Linked DNA regions of Homo sapiens: region 2 is linked to region 1. Evidence: chromatin loops called from intact Hi-C (ENCODE). Cell type or tissue: Caco-2. All regions are shown on one strand. Each heading gives the region's core, and the rest is flanking DNA. Links, peaks and the distances in the headings are about the cores only.

Region 1 (5,385 bases), core at 108-5,107:
AATCACAGTGCTTTGGGAGGCCAAGGTGGGAGGATTGCCGGGAGTTTGAGACCAACCTGACACACATAGCAAGAACCCTGTCCCTACAAAAAAAAAAAATATATATATATATATATATAGACGTGAGTAGGGGTTATATGCAAATACTATGCCATTTTACATAAGGGACTTCAACATCTTCGGATTTTGGTATCTGAGAGGTCCTGGAACCAATTCCCTGCAGATATAGAGGGTGGACTGCACTGATTCTTTGTGATATTAGAACAAAATTTAAATACGAATTGAAAAATTAGAAATATGGTCACATAACAAAAAGGAGAGAATTTGGGATAGAAGAGCTAATCACTGATTTGATGTCTACACCTGCATCTCTGAGAGCCTGCTTGTCCCCCTCCCCCTGAGGAGGCTCTCCTCCTTTCTATGTGACATTGACCCTTGTCCAAGCTGATTGGAATGAAGGTGGTCACCTGACCCTCAAAATGAGTCAACCAGAGTCTCTCTGATGGGAATCTGGAACTGCAGCATAAAGACTAAGGGAGGTTTACTTTATGCTGTTAAAAAGTATCACTGAGGCTGGGCGCAGTGGCTCATCCCTGTAATCCCAGCACTTTGGGAGGCAAAGGCAGGTGGATCACGAGGTCAGGAGTTCAAGACCAGCATGGCCAACATGGTGAAACCTCATCTCTACTAAAAATACAAAAATTAGCCAAGTGTGGTGGCACACACCTATAATCCCAGCTACTTGGGAGGCTGAGGCAGGAGAATCACTTGAACCCAGGAGGTGGAGATTGCAGTGAGCCAAGTTCGCACCACTGCACTCCAGCCTGGGTGACACAGCAAGACTCCCTCTCAAAAAATAAACAAACTGGCCGGGTGCAGTGGCTCATGCCTGTAATCTCAGCACTTTGGGAGGCCAAGGTGGGTGGATCACAAGGTAAGGAGATCAAGACCATCTGGCTAACATGGTGAAACCCCATCTCTACTAAAAATACAAAAAATTATCCAGGCGTGGTGGCAGGTGCCCATAGTCCCAGCTACTCGGGAGGCTGAGGCGGGAGAATGGCATGAACCCGGGAGGTGGAGCTTGCAATGAGTCAAGATCGGGCCACTGCACTCCAGCCTGGGTAACAGAGCAAGACTCCATCTCAAAAACAAAACAAAACAAAACAAAACAAAAATACTATATATGTATGTGTATGTGTGCGTATATACTACTGAGACATGATGTCAGGAATAAAGGTGAGTTCCATGATAAGACAGAGCCATACGCAAGAAAGTTAAAGAAGAGCAGGAACTCAGAGGCTCACGGAAGTGAGTCTGATACACAGAAAGAAAAAGATGAGAGATCATCTCTCGAGCCATTTCATTCCTTCACTCTGCCTTCAATCTTCCACCATTCATCAGTTGCAAGGGACAGGGTTATGAGAGATGAGGCAGAGAGATACACTAGACTTGACTATAAAAGTGGACAAAAGCTAAATTTAGGATTTTGAATTTTATCCTCAGCGTCCTGGAAGATATGAATCTGAAGTGGCCTGAATAGATTTGTTCTTGAAAGTTCTCTCTGGGTGCAGAGTGGCAAATCTGTTGCAGTGAATAGAGAGTGGATGCCTGTGGCTCTCAAAGCCCATGAGGGTTGAGAGGTGGGTAAAAGAGAGAGTAAATTCCCGCTAGCTTTTACTTCTGGTGTGCCTCAGCTTCCAATGTCCTTCAAAAGAACCTCCCCTTTCCTTGAGATTTTTCTGTTCCTTTTTGTTCAGCAACGAAATAATCCAAATTTCTAAGCAGAACTCCTAGGTAAACATTTCCACATGGTGTCCACAGTCACCTTAAAGTCACCACAATGGAACCCCAAGCCGCCTAGTTCCTCATCCTGTTCTTACTTCAATGAGTCTCATAAAACTGGGATGTACCCTTGGCTCCCGTGTCTCTTCAGCCCCCTACATCTAACTGGTCTCTAGGTTCTATTGATTTTTCCTCCTAGTACATTTTAAGTCCGGGCTTCCTCTCCTTCCTCTATCCCTCCTGCCCGCTGTTCTCACCGCAGCCTTTTCCATCCCTCTCCTGAACTGTTTGTTATTTCTGGTCTCCCCACCTCTCGTCTCTTCCATCCCTCATATACATTTCCTATAGATGCCAGTATTGGGGGAACCTGCCCCCAATATTTCGACGTAGGTTCTTTGTATTTTCCATAAGTGTCAGCCAGCTGAGAAATAAAGAGAAAGAGTACAAACAGAGGAATTTTACAGCTGGGCCGCCAGGGGTGACATCACATATCGGTAGGACCATGATGCCCACCTGAGCCTCAAACCAGCAAGTTTTTTATTAAGAGTTTCAAAAGGGGAAGGGGTGTAAGAAGAGAGAGTAGGTACAAAGATCACTTGCTTCAAAGGGCGAAAAACAGAACAAAGATCACATGCTTCTGAGGGAACAGGACAAAGGGCAAAAGCAGAGCTACTGATAACGGTACAACAAAGATCACAAGGCAAAGGGCAAAAGCAGAACTGATAAGGGTCTATGTTCAGCGGTGTACATATTGTCTTGACAAACATCTTAAACAACAGAAAACAGAGTTCAAGAGCAGAGAACCGGTCTGACCACAAATTTTCCAGGGCAGAGTTTTCCCCACCCTAGTAAGCCTGAGGGTACTGCAGGAGACCAGGGCGTATCTCAGTCCTTATCTCAACCGCATAAGACAGACATTCCCAGAGCGGCCATTTATAGACCTCCTGCCAAGAATGCATTCCTTTCCCAGGGTATTAATATTCCTTGCTAGGAAAAGAATTTAGTGATATCTCTCCTACTTGCATGTCCATTTATAGGCTCTCTTCAAGAATAAAAATATGGCTCTTTTTGCCCGACCCTGCAGGCAGTCAGACCTTATGGTTGTCTTCCCTTGTTTCCTAAAAATCGCTATTATTCTGTTCTTTTTCAAGGTGCACTGATTTCATAGTGTTCAAACACACATGTTTTACAATCAATTTGTACAGTTAACACAATTATCGCAGTGGTCCTGAGGTGACGTACATCCTCAGCTTACGAAGATAACAAGATTAAGAAATTAAAGTAAAGACAGGCTTAAGAAATTATAAAAGTATTATTTGGGAACTGATAAATGTCCATATTAAAATGCAATCTTCACAATTTATGTTCCTCTGCCGCAGCTCCAGCCGGTCCCTCCATTCAGGGTCCCTGACTTCCCACAACATGCCAGAAGAGGCTTTTCAAAATGTAAATCCATTCATGTCACTCCCTGATGAAAAGAAAGCATGAAATAAAGCAAGCCTGGTTTCAAAGCTCTGCACCTTCTGGCCCTAATTTATTACTCAGACTTACATCCTGTCATTCTCCAAACCAAACCTTGCAAATCCATTAACTTTTCATTAGACTTGCTTTCTGTTTTCTTGTCTCCCTTCCTTAATTCATCCTATATCCTTTACCATGAAGTATATTTCCTACCACACATCAACTTCTAGTCTCCTTCAAGTTCAGGAAGAAGAAAACTTTATTAGATCGTAGAGCACAGGGCAAGTGTGGGTATAGATGTCATCTGAGAATGTTGTTATTACTGCTAAAGTGCATCATTGTTGAGGATTTTATGTGAGATTTGGAAAAGTGGACAAAAGTCTAAAGGATATTAGACAATTATTTTTAGGTTATCAGGTCCGCTATGGAGCTTTTGCAATTATATGAGACCTGGAACCAGCTTCAAGAAGATCATGATCTGGCAAGTATGCAATGATTACTTTGTTCATATAGTGTATTTTCCAATATAGTGTATTTTCTTGGAAACGACTCTCTTTATCTTTGACAGGTAGATGTACACACACCCCAGACTGTTCTACAGGTTGCTGGCTTGAGACCCAGAGGCTTCTAGAAAACTAATCTTTATTCTGGTTCTCAGCACAGAGTGAGAAGTGAACTTGAAGCACGCTGGGAGAGCCTGGGGAGGAGGAAGATAGTGCGTTGGTCCTTGAGGTTGTATTGTTGCCTGTATAACTATGATGAATGAGGTGCCCCAGCACAGGTGAGGTGATCTCTAACACACTCCACATGAGGACTGCCTGGGAGGAGGGAGTTAGGCTTCTAGGGCCATCTGCAGTTGTACATCCGCTGGTCAGGATTTTTGGAGTCCAGAAGAGAAGCTTGCACCTCCAGCTGTCCTGGATGATATTGCCGATCTCTGCCATATGTCATGACTTTACTCTGTGTCCTTTCTATGAATAACCTTTTTCACTTACCTAGGTCAATCTCTTCCCAAACTGTGGAGATCTGAGCCAACACAGATATGTGTCAACATGGTATCAGCTTTCTTTATTTATGTATTTGATCCCTTCAGGTTTTCTGAAAGCTATGCCTTTAAGAAGTGCTGAGCTCTGATGTTTTCCTGAGTGAATTCTTTCAAATGTTCAAGAAATTAAGATAATTATGATGCTTTTATAACTGCACCAGAGCACAGAGCATGAAAAGACTTTTATAAAACCAGCATATACATTTTGATAAAAATAGCACGAAAAGAAAATTATAGACTTCTCTCACATGTGAATATCTATGCAAAAATCCTAAATGACAAGGCAAATAGAATCCAACAATAAACTAAAAGAGTACACAAAGCCAAAAGGGTTTATTCTGAGACTTTAAGAAAGGTTTAATATTAGGATATTTATTAATGTAACTCACCGTATATATAGGTCAAAAGATAAAAATATATAATCACATTGACAGGTATAGAAGAGGCATTTGATAAAAGTCAATGTTTATTCCTGACTTTAAAGAAATCATAGTAAAATACGAATAGGTGAATACTCCTTTAACATGATAAAAGTACATCTTTCCAACCGAAGTGTAGGATTATACTTATGGCAAAATACTGGAAGCAGTCATATTAAAGTCACAAATAAGGCTAAGATACCACTATTACTACTACTATTTGACATTAATTTACAAAAGTTAATCTTTTCTTATATCAGCAGTAATTAGTGAGGAAATAAAATGAACAGATCAAGTCTTCTCACCACAAAGATGTTTGCAAATATCCCTACAGAGGGATTTAAAAGAAGACAAATAGTGAGGTATTCTCTACTCAGGGATAGGAAGACTTATTGGACATACCAATTCTTCCTGAATCAATATGTGCATTCATTCTTCTTCTTCTTCTTTTTTTGGATGGAGTCTCATTCTGTCCCTCAGATTGCAGTGGCACAATCTCGGCTCACTGCAACCTCTGCTTCCTGGGTTCAAGCAATTCTCCTGCCTCAGCCTCCTGAGTAGCTGGGATTACGGGTGCCCACCATTACTCTCGGCTAATTTTTGTATTTTTAGTAGAGACGAGGTTTCACAATGTTGGCCAGGCTGGTCTCAAACTCCTGACGCCAAGTCATCCAC
Region 2 (5,385 bases), core at 271-5,270, 120 kb before region 1:
AATTATCTTGCAGAATTAGCCCCGTGTGCAGTGTGGGGGTCTCTATTTTGTGCACGTATCTCTTGTGATATGTGGGGCCATCTAGGTGAGCTTCGGTCTAGAGGACCACTGAGCCACATGATGCAGACAAAACCCTTGTCCAGAGGCAAGGACAGAGTTCAAAACCCAGCCCTGACACTTATTGGCTGTGTAATCTTGGGCAAGTTATTTAACCTCTCAGTGCTTTAGTTTTTTTTTAATCTTTAGAAAAGGTGTGATGATAAGCTATTTCATGAGGTCAAGGTGAGAATTCGATAAGTTAATGCATGTGAAGTGCTTACAGGAGGCTCTGGCTTAGAACTGAAAGTTCAGTAAGTGTTGCTCTTACTATCATGAAGCCATTGGAACTGCAGTAATCATGGAGCTACCCCAGATGCCTGGACAGATGATGGGCAAGGACGCAGGCTGAGGTTGGTGAGAGATTATGGGCAATTACACAGGCTGAGGTTGGTGAGAGATGATGGGCAAGGACACAGGCTGAGGTTGGTGACTCTGACCGTGGGTTTGGATAGAAGCAGGACGTTGACTATTGCGTGGCATATTATGGATGCTCCTCAACTTACAATGGGACTAAGTCTGGAAAAACCCATCGTAAATTGAAAATATCCCTAAGTCGAAAATGAATTTAATACACCTAACCTACTGCACACTGTAGCTTAGTATAGCCTAACTTAAATGTATTCAGAACTTACACTAGCCTATAGTTGGGCAAAATCATCTAACGAACATATTTATTTATTTACTTATTTTGAGATGGAGTCTCGCTCTGTCGCCTAGGCTGGAGTACAGTGGCACGATCTTGGCTCACTGCAACCTCTTCTTCCTGGGTTCAAGCAATTCTCCTGCCTCAGCCTCCCTAGTAGCTGGGATTACAGGCGCCTGCCTCCACATCCGGCTAATTTTTTTGTATTTTTAGTAGAGATGGGGTTTCACCATATTGGTCAGGGTGGTCTCAAACTCCTGTCCTCAGGTGATCCACCTGCCTTGGCCTCCCAAAGTGCTGGGATTACAGGCATGAAACACTGTGCCCAGTCCGAGCCTCTTTTATAATGAAGAGTTGAACATCTTATGTAATTCACTGGATACTTTATTGAAAGTGTAAAGCAGAATGGTTGTATGGGTCCTTGAAATACAGTTTCTACTAAATGTGTGTTGCTTTTGCACCACCATATAGTGGAAAATCATTAAGTGGAACATTGTGAGTCAGGGACTATTAGATCCAACTGTCTCCTGACCAGGGTCCCCGCCACTTGCCCCATCCTTTCCCCACCAGAGGAACAACCTGGCCCCTGTGTTGTAGTTGGTTGGGGTTGTTGTTGGTTGTAGTTAGTGAGGAAGGGGAGATCATGAGTTGAAATAAAAGGGAAAAGGATTTAAAAAAAGAAAAGTCCTAAGTGGATTAATACAGGAACAGAAAATCAAATACTGCATGTTCTCACTTATAAGTACGAGCTGAACATCACGTACTCATGGATATAGAGATGGGAACAATAGACTTTGGGGACCACTAGAGTGGGGAAGGAGGGAGGAGAGGCAAGTTTGAAAACCTGACTGTTGGGTTTAATGTTCAGGACTATGCTCAGTACCCGGGTGATGGGATCATCTGTACCACAAACCTTGGCATCACACAATATACCCAGTGACAAACTTGTACACGTATCCAATGAATCTAAAATAAAAGTTGAAAAATAAAAATAAGAAGTTAAAAAAAGAATTAAAAAATAGAAAATGCTTATATTGGCCAGGTGCGGTGGTTCACGCCTGTAATCCCAGCACTTTGGGAGGCCAGGCAGATGGATCACATGAGGTTGGGAGTTTGAGACCAGCCTGGCCAGCATGGTGAAACCCAGTCTCTACTAAAAATAGCCGAGTGTGGTGGTGCACGCCTGTCATCTCAACTATTCAGGAGGTTGAGGTTGGGAGAATGGCTTGAGCTGGGAGGCAGAGGTTGCAGTGAGCTGAGATCGCTCCACTGCACTCCAGCCTGAGCAACAGAGCAAGACTCTGTCTCAAAAAAAAAAAAAAAAAAAGAAAAGAAAAGAAGGAAAGAAAACACTTATATAAATAGATAAATAGAATAAGGATATAAAAATATTTTTGTACAGCTATACAATGTATGTGTTTTTCAGCTAAGTCTTATTTCAAGAGTCAAAAAGTTAAAAATTTAAAAAGTGTTAAAGTGAAAAAAAAAAAAGAAGAAGAAAAGGACTATCTTTTGAGACCCTAACGGAAGTCAAAAGCACAGGTCTCTGTCTTGTGGTTTATGTTAGAAGTGCCTAGAGTAACATCTCAGCCCGCAGCAGTTGCACAGAGATCAGAGGAAGGCAGACACCGCCACCTCAGGAGGGGTCAAATCCAGGTAACCCCAGGAGCAGTGCATAAGCCTGTGGGGACACGACTGTCCTGCCACTGGGAGCCACAGAAGGTGCAACAGGAATGATGAAATCCTTTGCACAGGGCAGTGACATCGGAGGGTTCCTGTGAGACACATCCAGGACTCTGTGAACAGGAGCAGGAACAAGCCAGAAAGAGCCGATGAGCTGGGCTTGCAGAGACTCCACCAAGGATGGCTGGACCAGTGGCTATTACTTAGTTACTGTTATATTAGGTTGGTGCAAAACTAATTGTGGTTTTGGCCATTACTCTTAATTGTGAAAACCGCAATTACTTTTGCACCAACCTAATAATAATGTTTCCCAATTGTAACTTAGTCTGGTGTGACCTAGAGAAACAGGGAACCCACGAACATATACACATAACAATCACTTGTTCATTTTCACAGAAACTCATTCATCTACACAGTGACGGGTCAAGGTTTTCTGCCCTGATTTTTCCCTTCTGATTTCATTCACTCATTAGCTCAAGAAGCATTTATGGAATGCAAACTCTCTGTTAGGTCATTGCTAGAATTCATACCTTGAATATTTGTTAAATGAATCAATAAAGTTTAAAGTCTGAAGAGGGTGACAGACATAAAAATAACTTAGCACTATACTATGTAACAATAATTTTATAAAAGGAATAAATAAAATAATAAGGAGCCAAAGAAGAGAGACTATTATTTCTCTTGGGATGAGGAGTTGCTCTTGGCCACCTGAGAGGATGGGGAGAAGTTAGCTATTAAGAGCATGAGCAAGGATTTTGGATTCTGAAAGACATGGGTCCAGCTTTTCATTTACTGTGGATGTTGGGAAACTTAGCCATAATACGGCCTTAGTTTCTTCATCTGTAAAATTGGAATATTTCAGTGGGCTTTGTAAGGATTCCATAAAATAATGGGTGCAAAGTGCTTGCCAAATGTCTGATGTGTGTTAAACACTCAGTAAGTGGTGATAGCGGTTGTAGTTTCTATCATTGTTGCTGTTCTTCTTATAGTTAGTACATAAATCTCATAAGCGATTACGAGACACTTAAAAGCTCTTGCAGGTTTGCATAGTTGAGTAATTTGGTGAGATCAAAGCTAAGCTTTGGGTTTGGTTCTACATTTTCTCAGAAACAGTGGTTCTCAAAGTGTGAGTCTTCAGACCAGCATCACCCAGACACTTCTTACTGAAATAAAAATTCTTGGCCCCACCTCAAAAGTATTATTGCTAGAGACAGAGTCTTGCTGTGTTGTCCAGGCTGGAGTGCAGTGGCATGATCGTAGCTCACAGCAGTCTTGAGCTCCTGGGCTTAAGTGATCCACTCACCTCAGCCACCTCTATAGTAACTGGGACTATAGGTGTGCACCATCATGTTGGGATAATTTTAAAAATCTTTTGTAAAGACAAAGTCTCACTATGTTGCCCAGGCTGGTCTTGAACACAATTATGGAATCAGAACTCTTGGGGTGGGGCCCGATAATCTGTGTTTAGCAAGCTTTCCATATGATTCTATTGCATATTAAAGTTTGAGAACCACTGCTCTACAGGTAGGTAACAACTTTTTTTTTTTAATTTAAAGGCAAAGGCAAGTAAGTATGTAAAGGGATTATGAGAACTAAATACATTAGTGAAGGCAAAACTTGCTTTTGCTTCATGTCAAGCATGAGGAAAAAACAGCATCCCTCATACTTCTATTCTCAAAGTTAAAAATGCATTAGAAGGCTGGGCACGGTGGCTCACGCCTGTAATCTCAGTACTTTGGGAGGCCAAGGCAGGTGGATCGCTTGAGGCCAGGAGTTCGAGACCAGCCTGGCCAACATGGTGAAACCCCATCTCTATATTAAAAAAAAACATTACAAATGATCACATCTTTTTATTATTTAGAGGTACAGAATGAAAAAAAATCTGGTGTTAAGCTATGTATTAGGGAATCAAACTCATTCTCACTATTAATGTTCCTGCCCTGGACAACTACATAATTTTTTTTTTTTCCATAGGGTCTTGCTCTGTCATCCAGGCTGGAATGCAGTGGTGTGATCATAACTCAATGCAGCTTCAAACTCCTGGGCTCAAGCAATCTTCCCACTTCAGTATCCTGAGTAGCTGGGGCTACAGGTATGCGCCACCATGCCTGGCTAATTTTTAAATTTTTTGTAGGGACGAGGTCTCACTACGTTGCCCAAGCTGGGCTCCACCCACTGGCCTCAAGCAATCCTCCCATTTCAGCCTCCTGAGTAGCTGGGACTACAGGTATGTACCACCATGCCTGGCTAATCTTTAAATTTTTTGTGGGGCCGAGTTCTTGCTATGTTGCGCAGGCTGGTCTTGACCTCCTGGCCTCAAGTGATCTTCCCACCTCGGCCACCCAAAGTGCTGGGATTATAGGTGTGAGCCACTGTATCCAGCCAACTGGATAACTTCTTGAAGCAAATATTCACTTAATTCCTGTTGGATGATGAAAAACTTTCTTTCTTTACTCATATTCAAGAAACATACTCACAGTGTAATGATAATGATGGTGATGGGCCTCCTATTCTTTGACACTTCTCCCATTAAGAAGTGGGGTCTGTGTCCCATCGCCTTGAACTTGACCAGCCTTGTGATGGCTGTGGTGGATGCCACCATGTGACTCTGGAAGTCCCCCCATCAAAAGCCACCTATCTGGGCCTCTCAGAATATTCATTCTCCAGACATTCCTTCTGGAAGCCCAGCTGCCTCGATAGTAGAAGCCCAGGACACCCGGAGGGGCTGTAGAAGGGGATCTCATCACTGCCAGTCCTAGCTCAGCCCAGGGACCAGGAAAGAGAGTGAAAAACCCTCCAGATGAGCCCAGTTTCCTGCTTTTTGGGTCACCCCCAACTGCTCAAGTCTTCCCAGCTGAGGTCACAGACATCATGGAGCTGATACAAGCTAGCCCTGCTGTGGACTGTCGGAATTCCTGACCCACAGAACCTGCAGCCATAATAAAATGGTCTGCTTTACA

What was found. Peaks named below come from ENCODE experiments on the same cell type or tissue, not always from the same donor. Only the 100,000 strongest peaks of a DNase experiment are listed, where the experiment ranks them.
Region 2: it touches region 1 in a loop (2.6-fold over the local background); 2 of 110 quality-filtered maps call a loop at or near these places.

Annotation. Positions count from the first base shown.
Region 1 is chr10:26,346,254-26,351,638 of GRCh38, reverse strand. No RefSeq gene overlaps it. Among named protein-coding and RNA genes, the nearest start is that of APBB1IP, 89 kb to the left of the region's middle. In Caco-2, for the core only: no CTCF peak of the experiment used is centred there; a DNase peak (open chromatin) is centred at 2,588.
Region 2 is chr10:26,465,943-26,471,327 of GRCh38, reverse strand. All of the region lies in intron 2 of APBB1IP (amyloid beta precursor protein binding family B member 1 interacting protein), which reads right to left. Among named protein-coding and RNA genes, the nearest start is that of APBB1IP, 30 kb to the right of the region's middle. In Caco-2, for the core only: no CTCF peak of the experiment used is centred there; a DNase peak (open chromatin) is centred at 2,467.